3 separate regions of the Homo sapiens genome follow, and all the other regions are linked to region 1. The links are chromatin contacts, found by Hi-C or POLR2A ChIA-PET in ENCODE. All regions are on one chromosome and are shown on one strand. Each heading gives the region's core, a stretch centred on a gene start or an enhancer-like site at or near the end of the contact. The rest is flanking DNA. Distances are from core to core; before and after follow the strand shown.

The links. Hi-C counts contacts between places; a loop is a spot of excess contacts on that map. ChIA-PET counts read pairs that join two places held with the same protein, here RNA polymerase II (POLR2A). Pooled maps may share reads with other maps.
Region 2: a pooled map shows a loop between it and region 1 (2.1-fold over the local background). The contact joins two enhancer-like sites. A Hi-C loop is called at or near these places in 1 of 168 maps with a recorded cell type or tissue (Ramos), 30 of 37 single-sample maps with no recorded cell type and 11 of 50 pooled maps. POLR2A ChIA-PET finds 5 or more read pairs at or near these places in 13 of 52 experiments (B cell, CD4-positive, alpha-beta T cell, CD4-positive, alpha-beta memory T cell and 9 more).
Region 3: a loop to region 1 is called in a map of GM12878, with 4 times the contacts of the local background. The contact joins the promoter of LINC03034 here to the enhancer-like site in region 1. A Hi-C loop is called at or near these places in 5 of 168 maps with a recorded cell type or tissue (GM12878, Ramos and cardiac septum), 10 of 37 single-sample maps with no recorded cell type and 7 of 50 pooled maps. POLR2A ChIA-PET finds 5 or more read pairs at or near these places in 4 of 52 experiments (B cell, GM12878, T-cell and 1 more).

What each region holds. Positions count from the first base shown.
Region 1 is chr15:31,343,662-31,347,726 of GRCh38, reverse strand. The region is part of intron 1 of KLF13 (KLF transcription factor 13); the gene reads right to left. Among named protein-coding and RNA genes, the nearest start is that of KLF13, 19 kb to the right of the region's middle. Within about 2 kb of position 2,431, at least 17 of the 41 ENCODE cell types and tissues checked have a DNase peak (open chromatin) inside an H3K27ac peak, as active enhancers do; they include B cell and OCI-LY7, where a contact is called at or near this core.
Region 2 is chr15:31,253,896-31,258,024 of GRCh38, reverse strand. No RefSeq gene overlaps it. Among named protein-coding and RNA genes, the nearest start is that of LINC03034, 25 kb to the right of the region's middle. RefSeq lists an enhancer at 1,532-2,104. Within about 2 kb of position 2,189, at least 8 of the 41 ENCODE cell types and tissues checked have a DNase peak (open chromatin) inside an H3K27ac peak, as active enhancers do; they include B cell and OCI-LY7, where a contact is called at or near this core.
Region 3 is chr15:31,229,612-31,233,393 of GRCh38, reverse strand. It overlaps LINC03034 (long intergenic non-protein coding RNA 3034), which reads left to right and starts at 2,532. Exons shown (of 4, transcript NR_171016.1): 1 at 2,532-2,687.

The sequences.
Region 1 (4,065 bases), core at 1,182-3,681:
ATGGCAGGATGGGAGCCTTTGGGCCCAGCCACTGTGACACCCACTTTTCCTTTAGCCATTTCTTGCCTTGGCTTCCCAAGTCACACTGCCCCGCCTCTCTCCCCTACTCTGAGGCTCCGCTGGCTTAGGGCCTGCCATAGGATGCCCTCGTCCCTCATGAGCAGCACCTCCAAGGCAGAGTCACCTCCTGGGCCCCACATCCTGCCTCTCTCATCACCACAGTCAAGGTGGGGCCCCTCCCCAGCCCAGCCCCCTGAGGGTGCCCTTTGACGCTAGCACACACAGGTTCTAGCGGGCTTGCCACCCACGTGCGGCAAAGCCTGGGTAGCTCTTCCCTGCCTCCAGTCTCCACTGCCCATCCCCAGCCCTGCCTCAGGGGGAAGCCTTGTTCACAGCTCCCCTTCCCCACCACGAGCACCAAGGACGGCCTCTTCCTGAGGTGTGCTGTCCCAGTGGGGCTCAGCAGAGAAGCTGGTCACCCAGCTCCCTCCAGGAGGTTCCCAGGCCCTGCCAAAGAAGCCTTTTTCTGGGAAGGCTGGTGCTACCAGCAGAGCAATGGAGGGGGGAACGCCTGCTGATCCCAGGAGGGTGTCCAAATCCTGAATTCCCTGCTTGACCTTCTAGCTTCACAGGTCCTCAAATCCTCCTACCTGCTGGGCTCGGTGTCGTGCCCTGTCACAGACCTGACCTTGTCCCAGCCCCGATGAGAGCCAGCAGGTAGGGGAACTGAGGTCCTCACCCATGCTTGCTACCACAGTCTGCTCCTGCCCCCAGACTCAGGACCCTACGCTGCCCCTCTCCCCTGCTGGCCCACCCAACCCACACGTCCAGTCTGCATCTCCCCAGACCCTCCCTGATGCCGCCAGCACAGAGGGGTGCAGAGTGGTGGCAGGCAGGAACCTGGCCTGCAGGCCAATAGCCCACCTATGGCCGGCAGGAGCCCTGGCCCCACCACCAAGTGCCTGGGATGTCCCTCGCTAGAAACTGAAAGATTTCGAGGCACAGGTGGTATTTTCATTTCTTCTTCCAGTTGAAGGTGATGCCTTTAAAAGAGAAAGAAAGATACGGAAGTGAAGGCTGCTGTGTGACACAGAAGTCAGCCTGGGGGGCCTGCAAGGAGGGGACGCCTCATGTCCTGAGAAAGCTGGGGCAGGGGGCAGCATGAGGCCTTGGGGCTCTGGCCTGGAAGCTCCTGCAGAGGAAGAAGAGAACCCGGGGAGGAGCTCCTGCCTGGCTGTGGCCTGGGGGCTTTCCACAGCTGTGTGGGTGGCCGCAGCTCCAGGGTGGCTGAATACTGGTAACAGCGGTGGGGGGTCCATCATACTCTTTACCAAAGGGTCAGGTTAGAGTGGACTAGTCCAGAAGGGGAAGGACAGCAGCTGCTATGCAGGAGCTCAGGCCTGTGGCCAGGGCAAAGGGCCGGTGTGGAAATCTCTCCTTCTGGCCTCAGAGAAAAGCAGAGGACAGGAGGTCGGGGGAGAAGGCTGTGAGTTTCAGAAAAACGAAGAGGTGCTTTCTGGAAGCCACAGATGGGTAATCTTCCCAGAAACAGAGTCAAGATCATTGACCTGGTGTTCTGTGCGGAACAGCTCTGGGTTCCCGTCAGGGTTCTCGGGGGCTCCTGAGAGATATGCCTGGGCCGTGGGCATCTCAGCGTGAGGCAGGCATCTGTACAGAGGGGCTCACGCATGCCTGAGCCAGATGCCGGCACAGAGGGGCACACTTGTGGAGCTGCACTCCCTCTGAGCTCAGATACTCTTCCTCTAGAACCAGAACCCCCATCAGTGCCTACAAACGGAACCCTCCGGGAAACAGAGACAACCAGGGGTGAGAGGTGGGGAGCAGTTGCAGCCCTCCCCAGAAGGTCATTTGCCCCCGGTAAACTGACGGTGCAAATATGACCTCGTGTGGCCCACAGCATCTGACGACTTTACACCAGGCTGGCAGGGCAGACACCCGGGTCAGAACTAAGCACACTAAGCCCTGGTGTGGTCAGTCTCAGGCTGCGGCCTCACAACCACAACAGCCAGGCAGGATGCTGCCCATGTAGGGCCACTGGAAGACAGTGAGTAGGGCAGGGTCCCCTGGTGAGGGGGATGGGGGCCAAAGGAACGGTACACCTCCCGGGCTTTCTCCGTCCCACCCTCATACTCACAGATTTCCTGTCAGTTTCAGGATGGGACCCTGCCACGCTCCTGGAGATCCCCTGCTGCTTGCTGCTAGGCACGCGGTGCTCACTCAAGGCAGGATCTGCCCGCACCCCAGTGCTCTCCAGGCAGGTGCCCGAATGGGAAAGAGGCAGGCCAGCGGTGCAGCAGGGCAAAGGCAGGCTGAGGCGGGGGCACAGGCCTCCAGGCCCCCAGAGCAGCACACAGGGTGGAGCCACAGGCCCTGCCCTCAGACACCACGCCCTCAAGGGACAGAAACACCAGCCAAAGCCAGGCCCCTCATGACACTCAGGCAATGAGTGAGGAATGCCCAAGTCCCCACTCCACCCCTGTCTGCTGGCACCCCACAATCCCAGCCCGATGCAGCACGCCTGCATGCCATCTGTCCTGCTCCTCTCCTGGCTCTGCCTGGGATCTCACAGCTGCCTCCTCCTGCCCAGCCCTATGGAACCCAGACCCAACCCCCACCTGCTCAAAGGCGGGGAGGCCAGGGTGGCACCCTCAGAAGGGCCAGGAGAGAACCCTGACCCACAGAGCCTGGAAGGCACCTGCCCCAAACTGCAACAGCTCACACTCCCTGGCCAGCCCCCAGGGTTGGCTTGCACCTAGACTGGCTGTCCTGGGCTGAACCCTGGAACCTTGGCCTGCTCCTGGTTACTTGCGGCCCCTCCCTCCCCACTCAGGCGGCTTCCTTGGGGGACCCAGGGAGGATCCCGCACAGCCTCAGGACAAAGTCAAAACCCCTCCCACCCTCATCCTGCCCCACCCAGCAATCCTCCCAGCTCTTTTCTGCACTGGATTCCAGGAGATTTTGTTAAAAGAAAGGTTCCATTAGGTTTAGAATAAAAATCTGTAAACCCAAGGACCAGAACTCCTTCTCCACATTCTTACAGCAAATTCTGTAATGGTCCCTTGGGGAAGCTCTCCCTCCCCACTGGCCCAAACCCCCACAGTCCAGAAGAGAAACAGGGCCCCTGGCCTGGCCCAGCCCAGTCTCAGCTCCTAAGCAGCAGGTGAACCCTTTCGCCATGGGCCAGCCATGACAGTAGGGTGAAGTCACCCCCAAAGGCCACCAGCCAAGGCACTGAGGAGCCAAGCTTGGCAAATGTCTGGGTGGCTGGGGATTCCTGGCACCCCTGCCACCTCCCCTGGAGCCCTTGCCAGCCAGACACATGAAAACGTCCAGCCATGGCGTGTTTTCAGAGCACGCCCTGGCTTAAAAGGCAGGTGAAGGAGGCCACTCTGCTGACACTCCTCCAGTCCTGCCACAAAGAGGGGAAAGCCTAGGTGCCCACTCCCCTCCTGACACAGGCTGGAGGGGTGGATCTGGGATGTCTGCATCTGCACAGAGATGGGTATGGGTGTGGGGAGAGCCCCACCTCTGGAGCTGGAGTGACAGGCTCAGGGTGGTGTGGGTGCGCAGCGCTAGCAGGAGGTAGCTGCTAAGTATTGGCAGGTGTTTGTCCCAGGGGGTTGGAAAACATCCCCCAGGGCCAAAGTCACCCCTGACAGCCAGGCCATTTGTGCACAGCAAGTATTTAGGGCAGCAACCAGGCATGGGCCACTTGCAATGCGTGGCTCTCCTGTCTCTGCTGCCGTCTCAGAGGGAGGGACACTGAACACATTATACAAAGACTGACAAGTGACCAGAAGTATGGGTGGGGACAGGAGATCAAGAGGTCTCCCAGGGAAGACTAAGGAGCAGGTTAATTCGTGCACCAGAGCCTCAGACCTCTCCAAGGAGACCTTCCCCATGGAGTCATGGTGACCCGCAGTCAGTGGGCACATCCCCACATCAGGACTCAGCCTGGCCCGAGGGCTGTGCGTGCTGTTGGAAAGCCAGAGCTGGCCAGCTCTTAACAACAACAGGCAGTTTAAGTAGAAAACTTTTCCAGGT
Region 2 (4,129 bases), core at 940-3,439, 89 kb after region 1:
AGTATGGTGGCAACTTGCTGTCCCCAAGTCTTCTTTTTTTTTTTTTTTTTTTTTTTGACATGGAGTCTCACTCTGTTGCCTAGGCTGGAGTGCAGTGGTGCAATCTCGGCTCACTGCAATCTCTGCCTCCTGGGTTGACACCATTCTCCTGTCTCAGCCTCCCGAGTAGCTGGGACTATAGGCGCCCGCCACCACACCCGGCTAATTTTTGGATTTTTAATAGAGACGGGGTTTCACCATGTTAGCCAGGATGGTCTCGATCTCCTGACCTCATGATCCACCTGCCTTGGCCTCCCAAAGTGCTAGGATTACAGGCGTGAGCCACCATGCCCGGCCGCTGTCCCCAAGTCTTATCTTCAGTAGATGCTCCCTTCCAAGCAACCACAGGTGACAACTAAGTAATTGCAGTGCCACAGGTCACCAATGTCCTATTTTCCATGGGTAATGAGTTTATCTCTGCTTTCATATTCTCATACTCACACAGGTCAACAACCCAACCACAAAGACCCAGCTTGGAGGGTCTGTTTCCTGAAGCAGTACTGACTCAGCCTGGGAGACAGAAACCATGCTAGGTATTTCACATATTATGCAGAGAACCGATTACAAAGGTGTTGGAAGGATAAAGGAGTAGAAGGGAGGAGCAGGCCAGGGAACAAGAGGAAGAAGGGGAGGTACCCACAGATAAGAATCACTAGTACCCTTTGTCTTGGTCCATTCTGGCTGCTATAACAAAATATCATAAACTGAGTGGTCTATGAACAATAGGAATTTATTTCTCATAGTTTTAGAGGCTAGGAAGCCCAAAATCAAGGTACCAGCAGAATCAGTGTCTGGTGAGGGCTTCCTGGTTCACAGTCGGTGACTTCTTGCTGCGTGCTTACATAGTAGAAGGGACAAGGGGTCTCTCTTGGGCCTCTTGCATAAGGGCACTCATCCCCTTCATGAGGGCTTCACTCTCAGGGCCTAATCACCCCCAGCAAAGGCTTCACCTCCCAACACCATCACCACAGGAGTTAGGATTTCAATATATGAAACTGGGAGGGACACAAACACTCAACCCATTGCACCACTGGGCTAGAGCCCAGAGTCAGCACCTGCTGCTGCCCTGGTAGAGAAGCAGGGGCTGTGGGAGGAGCTGGCACTGCTGTTCTGTATCGAGGAGGATGCATCTTCTTTGCCAGAGCTGTGACTGCTGATAAAGGTGCCGCCTGTGCTCAGGCTTCTGGGGTCCCTAATCATCCAGCTCCTGCTGCTACAACTGCCATGCTGTGATACGGACATTCCTCTCTTCCTCCTGCCTTTGGAGCTCCTGCCACACCTCCTATGTTAGGTGCTACCACAGGGCCTAACCAGAAGCCAGTGGGTGAGGTGCCTGGCACATGCAGAAACCCCGGAGCCCCAGAGCAGAGCACAGACGGCGGGTGTGGGCAGCGACCCTGGCAGCCACCAGCACAGCCCCAACCAGGCTCCAGCCCCACTTGCCTGCTCTTGGCTCCTTGAAGCCCCGGGCTCCCCAGGGCAGCTGGCACGCCCTCCACACTTCTCCCCTGGGCTGAGTGCAGCTCACACTCTGGGTGTGGCACATAGGCCATTTCTGGAAGAGGCTTTCCTAAGCCCACAGGGGCTGCACTGTCTCCTGCTGCTGTTTTCTGCACATCTTCCTCACTAGAGGTGAGTTTCCTGAGGGCAGACAACAAACCTCACTTAGGCCCAGGCCATAAACACGGTGTATGTTTAGTGAATTTGTGAATTAAGAATGAAGGAATGTGGCTCACGCCTGTAATTCCAGCACTTTGGGAGGCTGAGGCGGGCAGATCACTTGAGGTCAGGAGTTCAAGACCAGCTTGGTCAACATGGTGAAACCCTGTCTGTATTTACAACACAAAAAATTAGCTGGGCTTGGTGGCAGGTGCCTGTAATCCCAGTTACTCAGGAGGCTGAGTGGGGAGAATCACTTGAACCCAGGAGGTGGAGGTTGCAGAGAGCATAGATTGCGCCACTGCACTCCAGCCTGGGTGGCAGCGTGAAAACTCACAGGCCTGCCGTTGGGAAAATTATAGAGTAGGTTGGGGGATTTTCTCTCTGGAGATCCCCTTTCCACACTCTCAATTTCTCTATTGCTTCAAGTTCCCGTCCTGACATCTGGCCACACCACACCGCCCTCCCTCAGGTCCTTCCTTCTGGCCCTGCACCTGGTGTCCAAGGGTGTGTAACTGGAACTATGTTGTCAATGGCCCAGACCCGAGCTTTGTGGCATAAAACACACAACTAGCTATTTATAGTCAGGGCTATTTATACAGAGTTTATGAAAAAATAGTTATGTGGTAGAACAAACTTGGAAAATTCAGGTTTAAGCAGATTAAACATGATCCTCTACTACAGAATTTCTCAGCTCCTGAAGACATTAAGGTGTCACTCCATAAAGGGGGCTCATTAGCTCAGTTCCCCAAACTTATGGAACCACAAACTCCTTCTTTTTAGGAACACCTAAGCAGAGTGTAGTAATTGATTAGTTATAACTTTAAATATATGTAATTGATCTATCTTTAAAGAGGTAACACATGCCCATAGAACAACACTCAATAGACAAAGTCAGGTACACAGAATAAAAAATGTGTCTTCCTTCCCGGCCAGCCACCCAGTCCCCCGCCCCAGAGGCAACCGCTGTCAGTAGCAGCATGCGTTTCTTCTCAGAAATGAGGCACAGCTTGTCACCCAAGATGGAGGCTTCCAGGAGGGCTGTGGATGCTTCTGGCTGCCCCTGCTCCTGGCTGCCCCTGCTCCTGGCTGCCCCTGCTCCTCCCATAGATGAGCCTGCTATGGTGGCCGCCACTGTTCTGCTCTGTCTAGCCTTGGGCCCACATTTATCCCTTTTTGTCCACTTTTTCAGAACCTGGAGGTGCTGCTGTTGCTCCTCACAGGTGGCTCCTGTGCCCCAGGCAACAAGCCAGAGGCACCAGTACCCTGGGCATGGCTCCCTTTCATTTACGACTCACTGTAGTTACTTTAGAGCCTTGGAGTGTTCTCTGGGATGAAAAAGATCAGGAATAGCTCTAGGCTGTGGCCTGGAGGAGCCTTGGGATCTCTTCATCCTTTGGAAGAAGGTGAGTTTCTTGGAAAATATTCCAGAAACGGCTCGAGCAGTTGTACCATGCTATTGTGCAAAAGAACGTCCAAAAACATCCTCACTTCTTCATGGCATGGACTTTCTCTGGAGTGGAGTGGGAGTGGTGCCAAGCACATGATGACAGAAGATCATAAAAACGGGAAATGGAATGGGTTTATTAGCTATTTGCTGCCGTGTAACCAGTTACTCCCAAGCCTTGCAGCTGAAATAACAAACTTTTATTATCTCATGAAGTTTCTGAGGGTCAGGAATTTGGGAGTTACTCAGCTCTGCAGTTCAGTCTCAGCATTGCATCGAGTTGCAGTCCAGACACACTGGCCAGGGCTGCAGGCATCTGAAGGCTTGACTGGGGCTGGAGGTCTGCTTCCAGCATTACCCAGGTGGCTGTTGACTAGAGGTCTCCATGGGCCATTGAGCATGCTCAAGACATGGTAGCTGGCTTCCTCCAGAGCAAGAGAGACAAGAGAGGGCAAGCAAGGAGGAAGCCACAGTGCCTTTCAGGACCTGGTCTCCAGAGTCACACTCAGTCACTTCTACCATGTTCTTTTTTTTTAAGTTGTTTTATTGAACTTTATTGTTTATAAATAAAATATCATAACACAGTTTGTGTAGTGTCACTGACACCAACTTCATAGTGAATTTTCTGCCTGAGATAATTCAATTTCAATGAAGGATCAGTGACACAGACATATTATGTATATATGATGTACATATGCATATATTCTCCACAAAATGTAATTTTCTGCATATAGTATGAAAGTGCTATAATGATTCATTTTGTTTAATGAACTCAAAATATAGCTAAATATATTATTGTGCATTAATTATAAGAATTAGTTTTCATGCTTTGCATAAGAAGTTTTTGGATTAGCATAATTTTATTATATATATTTTATTATACAATTTTAAAGTTAGTATGTTTGCTTAAAATATTTAATATATAACACTCATTGGCAAATGACAAAAGAAATCCCCCTGCAAAATAGCATTTTATTAAATGCT
Region 3 (3,782 bases), core at 1,283-3,782, 110 kb after region 1:
ACTAGGACTATCAAATTGTGTTAATTGCAGAGCCCAATAGTGTGCAATGAACTTGTTCCTTTCTCATTATCCACTCCTGCCGCCTGCCCCAGAGGAAAATGCTTCCTTCTATCATTCACTTAGTTGTCAATGTCCTTAAGGCTAACTCTCCCCCAAATACTTCCATATTTCTGCCAAACACCTATCAACAACTGCTTCAAACTCTAACACATCCCATAGGCTGGCAGTTCCGCCTTCCCTGGAGGCCTTCTTCCCAGGGCCCTCTGACTTCCTGTTCTGTTGCTACAAACTGCCACCTTGGGGTCTCTCTTGGTCTCCCCGTTGGGCTAGGTCCTGCTTCCTGCACCCCAGGTCCTCCTGTCTCTTGGTTTACTTGATTGTTTGGGTGGGACGCATCCTCCACTATCTCCTGAGGAAGGATACACAGAAGGCAAAGGTTTTAAAGATGTTGTATGCCTAGAAATGCAGTTATACTATTTTATACTTGAAAAATAATTTGGAAAGATATAGAAATTTAGGTGGAAAATGATTTTCCATCAAAGTTTCAAAGGCATTATTCTATTGTCACCTGTCTTCCAGTGCTGCCATCGTGAAGTCTAATGACATTTCATCCTTAAATCTTTGTGTGTATTGTTCTTCTCCCCTGCAACCTCCAGCTTGCGAGGCTTTCTCTTCATCCTGAATGCTTTCAGATTGTATGGTGACATGCCTTGGTGTAGAATTCTAAAATGGTGGTCCTTAACAGGCTCTTTCCGTTCAGAGGCTCCCATCCTTCACTTGGTAATTTTCTTGTATTATTTATTTGAAAATGTCTCCCCCTTGTATCTGGTCTCACCTTTTGTAACTCTAATTAGTGGAACCCCAAATCATCTGATTGACATGCTAGTTGTCTTTGGTGTCTTATTGTCAATCTTTTTGTCTTTTTTCTAGCAATTTTCTTGACTCCACCTTCTATCTTATTTATTAAATGTCCTCTTTCTTGTGCTTTGATGATCCCTTTCTCCTAGAATGCCAATCTTTTTTTTGTGTGTGTGTGTCTGTGGTCTTGCTCTGTTGCCCAGTTTGGAGTGCAGTGGCGTGATCTCAGCTCACTGCAACCTCCACCTCCTGGGTTCAAGTGATTCTCCTGTCTCAGCCTCCCGAGTAGCTGGACTACAGGCATGCGCCACCATGCCCAGCTAATTTTTGTATTTTAAGTAGAGACAGGGTTTCACCATGTTGGCCAGGCTGGTCTCGAACTCCTGACCTCTGGTGATCTGCCCGCCTCAGCCTCCCAAAGTGTTGGGATTACAGGTGTGAGCCACCACACCCAGCCTAGAATGCCATTCTTGTTTCCTGGATGCAATCTCCTCTATCAGCTCCCAAGAATGTGACTGACAGGGGCTTCATGTTGAGCTTTGCTCTGCCCCTTCCCTCTGCTTCCTCTGAGTGCCTCTTCCCTATGTGTTGCTGGTTGTGCTCCATGTTGGCTGCTTCACTCCTGTGTTCAGTGACCGTGGGCAGTTGGTTCATCTCCAAGGGCACAGCCCTGAAGAGCTCACTGAAGACTTCTTGCTGGCAGGGGATGGTTATAGACTGGTGGCTATAGCAGATTCTTTGTTGGGCAACCCTTACCTGCAAACATGTTTAGGTCTCCTCTCTAGGAACATATGTCCTGCCTGGTACTTGTAGGTCATGCTGCCAACTTCCTGGGAGTAGAGTCGGGAGGGGGTCTTGGGGATCTCCTCAGTGTAGGTGAAGTCTTTCTTCTTATACCTCGACCCCTTTTTAGTCCAGAACCCCACCCCTGCCTTCTGCTGTCCTTCAGCCCCTGAGCCTAGAGCCTCCTTTCTACAATTTCCCCAAAGAACAAACTTCCAGGCTTGTCTGAGGCATGCTGTGGAAGGAACCTGGGATCTCAATGGCTTCCCAGACAGAGTGCTGATCAAGCCCCCTGGTTTGGCCTCCACTGCCCCTGCCCCATGGCCTCTGTAGTGCCAGCTGTCTCCACTTGCCCAGGCTTCTGGGTGGGACCAAATGAATGGCCTTGATTATTAGCAGCATCGTCCCTCCTTGCCTTCACCTGTCCTTGGGTCCTAGCTTTGTCCCATCTGTTCCCCTCACTCACATCTCAGTCTACCTATCAAGAAAATGGGGATAACAGTGGTTCCCATCTCCTGGGATTGCTGTGAAGAAGAAATGAGCTCAGGGTGGTGTCATCATCACCAAGATGGAAATAACCTGGGCAGCCCCTCGGGCAAGCTCTGTCCCCAGTGTGTGTTCTGTTCTGCTCACACAGACCCAGAAAGAGGAGCCAGCCAGGTGACAGTATGAAACACACATGTTGAGTGTGCAGAGCCGGGAACTCTGTTCCTTGCACGTGCTCCAGGCCCTGCCAATGGTGCATGACCAGTCACCAGCCAAGCATGGCGCTGAGAACGTATGTGGCCTCCCTGAGGCTTTGCTCAGTCCCCTCCCTCCACACCCACAGAAAGAGGTGTGCACACATGCAAAATAGCAATAATAATAGTATGAGATGGCAGCTGAGACCTGTGCAGCTGATGACAGTTTGAAAGAAGGATGAGCAGGCTCTCTGCCATCTGCCCACCAACTTTTCAAGTTACTTTTACCCACCTTCAAAATTACATCTGCTTTTAGCAAGAATTACTGATGTGATAAAGATGGGAGTGTTCACCATGCAAGGGCAGGTAAGTTGCTCTGTGCCACTGGGGGTTTAACCCTTAAAAGGAGAGGGGTCTCCCTTCAGCTGCTGCAGGATCCTGGTAGAAGGGGGCACAGATGACATGAAAACCCAGGGAGCCATGCCTGCTGCTGGGATCCGGGCTCACCCACCTCGTGCCCCTACCCAAAACTGTCGGGACACGAAGCCTTGCCGGGAGCCTCGAATGCCCAGGGGCTTGGCCAGGCCACAGACTGTGCGGGGAATGTGTGCACACTGCCCACTTTATCCCATGGCTGTGCCCGCCATAGGTTATGCAGCAGCAGTGGGCACGCGCAATTCAGTTGAATTCAGGGAAGCCAGCAAGTGCTAGGGAATTTCGATGGATGACCTAAGCATGGTCAGGTGTCTATTTAGAAAAATATACACGGCCAGGCGCGGTGGCTCATGCCTGTAATCCCAGCACTTTGGGAGGCCGAGGTGGGTGGATCACAAGGTCAAGAGATCTAGACCATCCTGGGCAACATGGTGAAACCCCGTCTCTACTAAAAATACAAAAATTAGCTGGGTTTGGTGGCGCACGTGTGTAATCCCAGCTACTCATGAGGCTGAGAAAGGAGAATCGCTTGAACCCGGGAGGCAGAGGTTGCAGTGAGCTGAGATGGCACCACTGCACTCCAGCCTAGTGACAGAGCGAGACTCCGTCTCAAAAAAAAAAAAAAGAAAAGAAAAATATACACTTAGGAGGGCGAGGCAGGCAGATCACTTGAGGTCAGGAGTTCGAGACCAGCCTGGCCAACATGGTGAAACCCTGCCTGTCTCTACTAAATATACAAAAATTAGCTGGGTGTGGTGGCGCACACCTGTAGTTCCAGCTACTCAGGAGGCTGAGGCAGGAGAATCGCTTGAACCCGGGAGACGGAGGGTCCAGTGAGCAAAGATTGCACCGCTGCACTCCAGCCTGGGCAACAGAGCAAGACTCTGTATCCAAAAAAACAAAAACAAAAACAAAACAAAAAAACAAAAAAGCAAAACAAAAAAAAAAAACCACTTAATGTACATGATGTGGTAGAAGAAAAGCACTTATTAGTGAGAATTGCCGCCTCCTCCTAAGAAGAGTGTC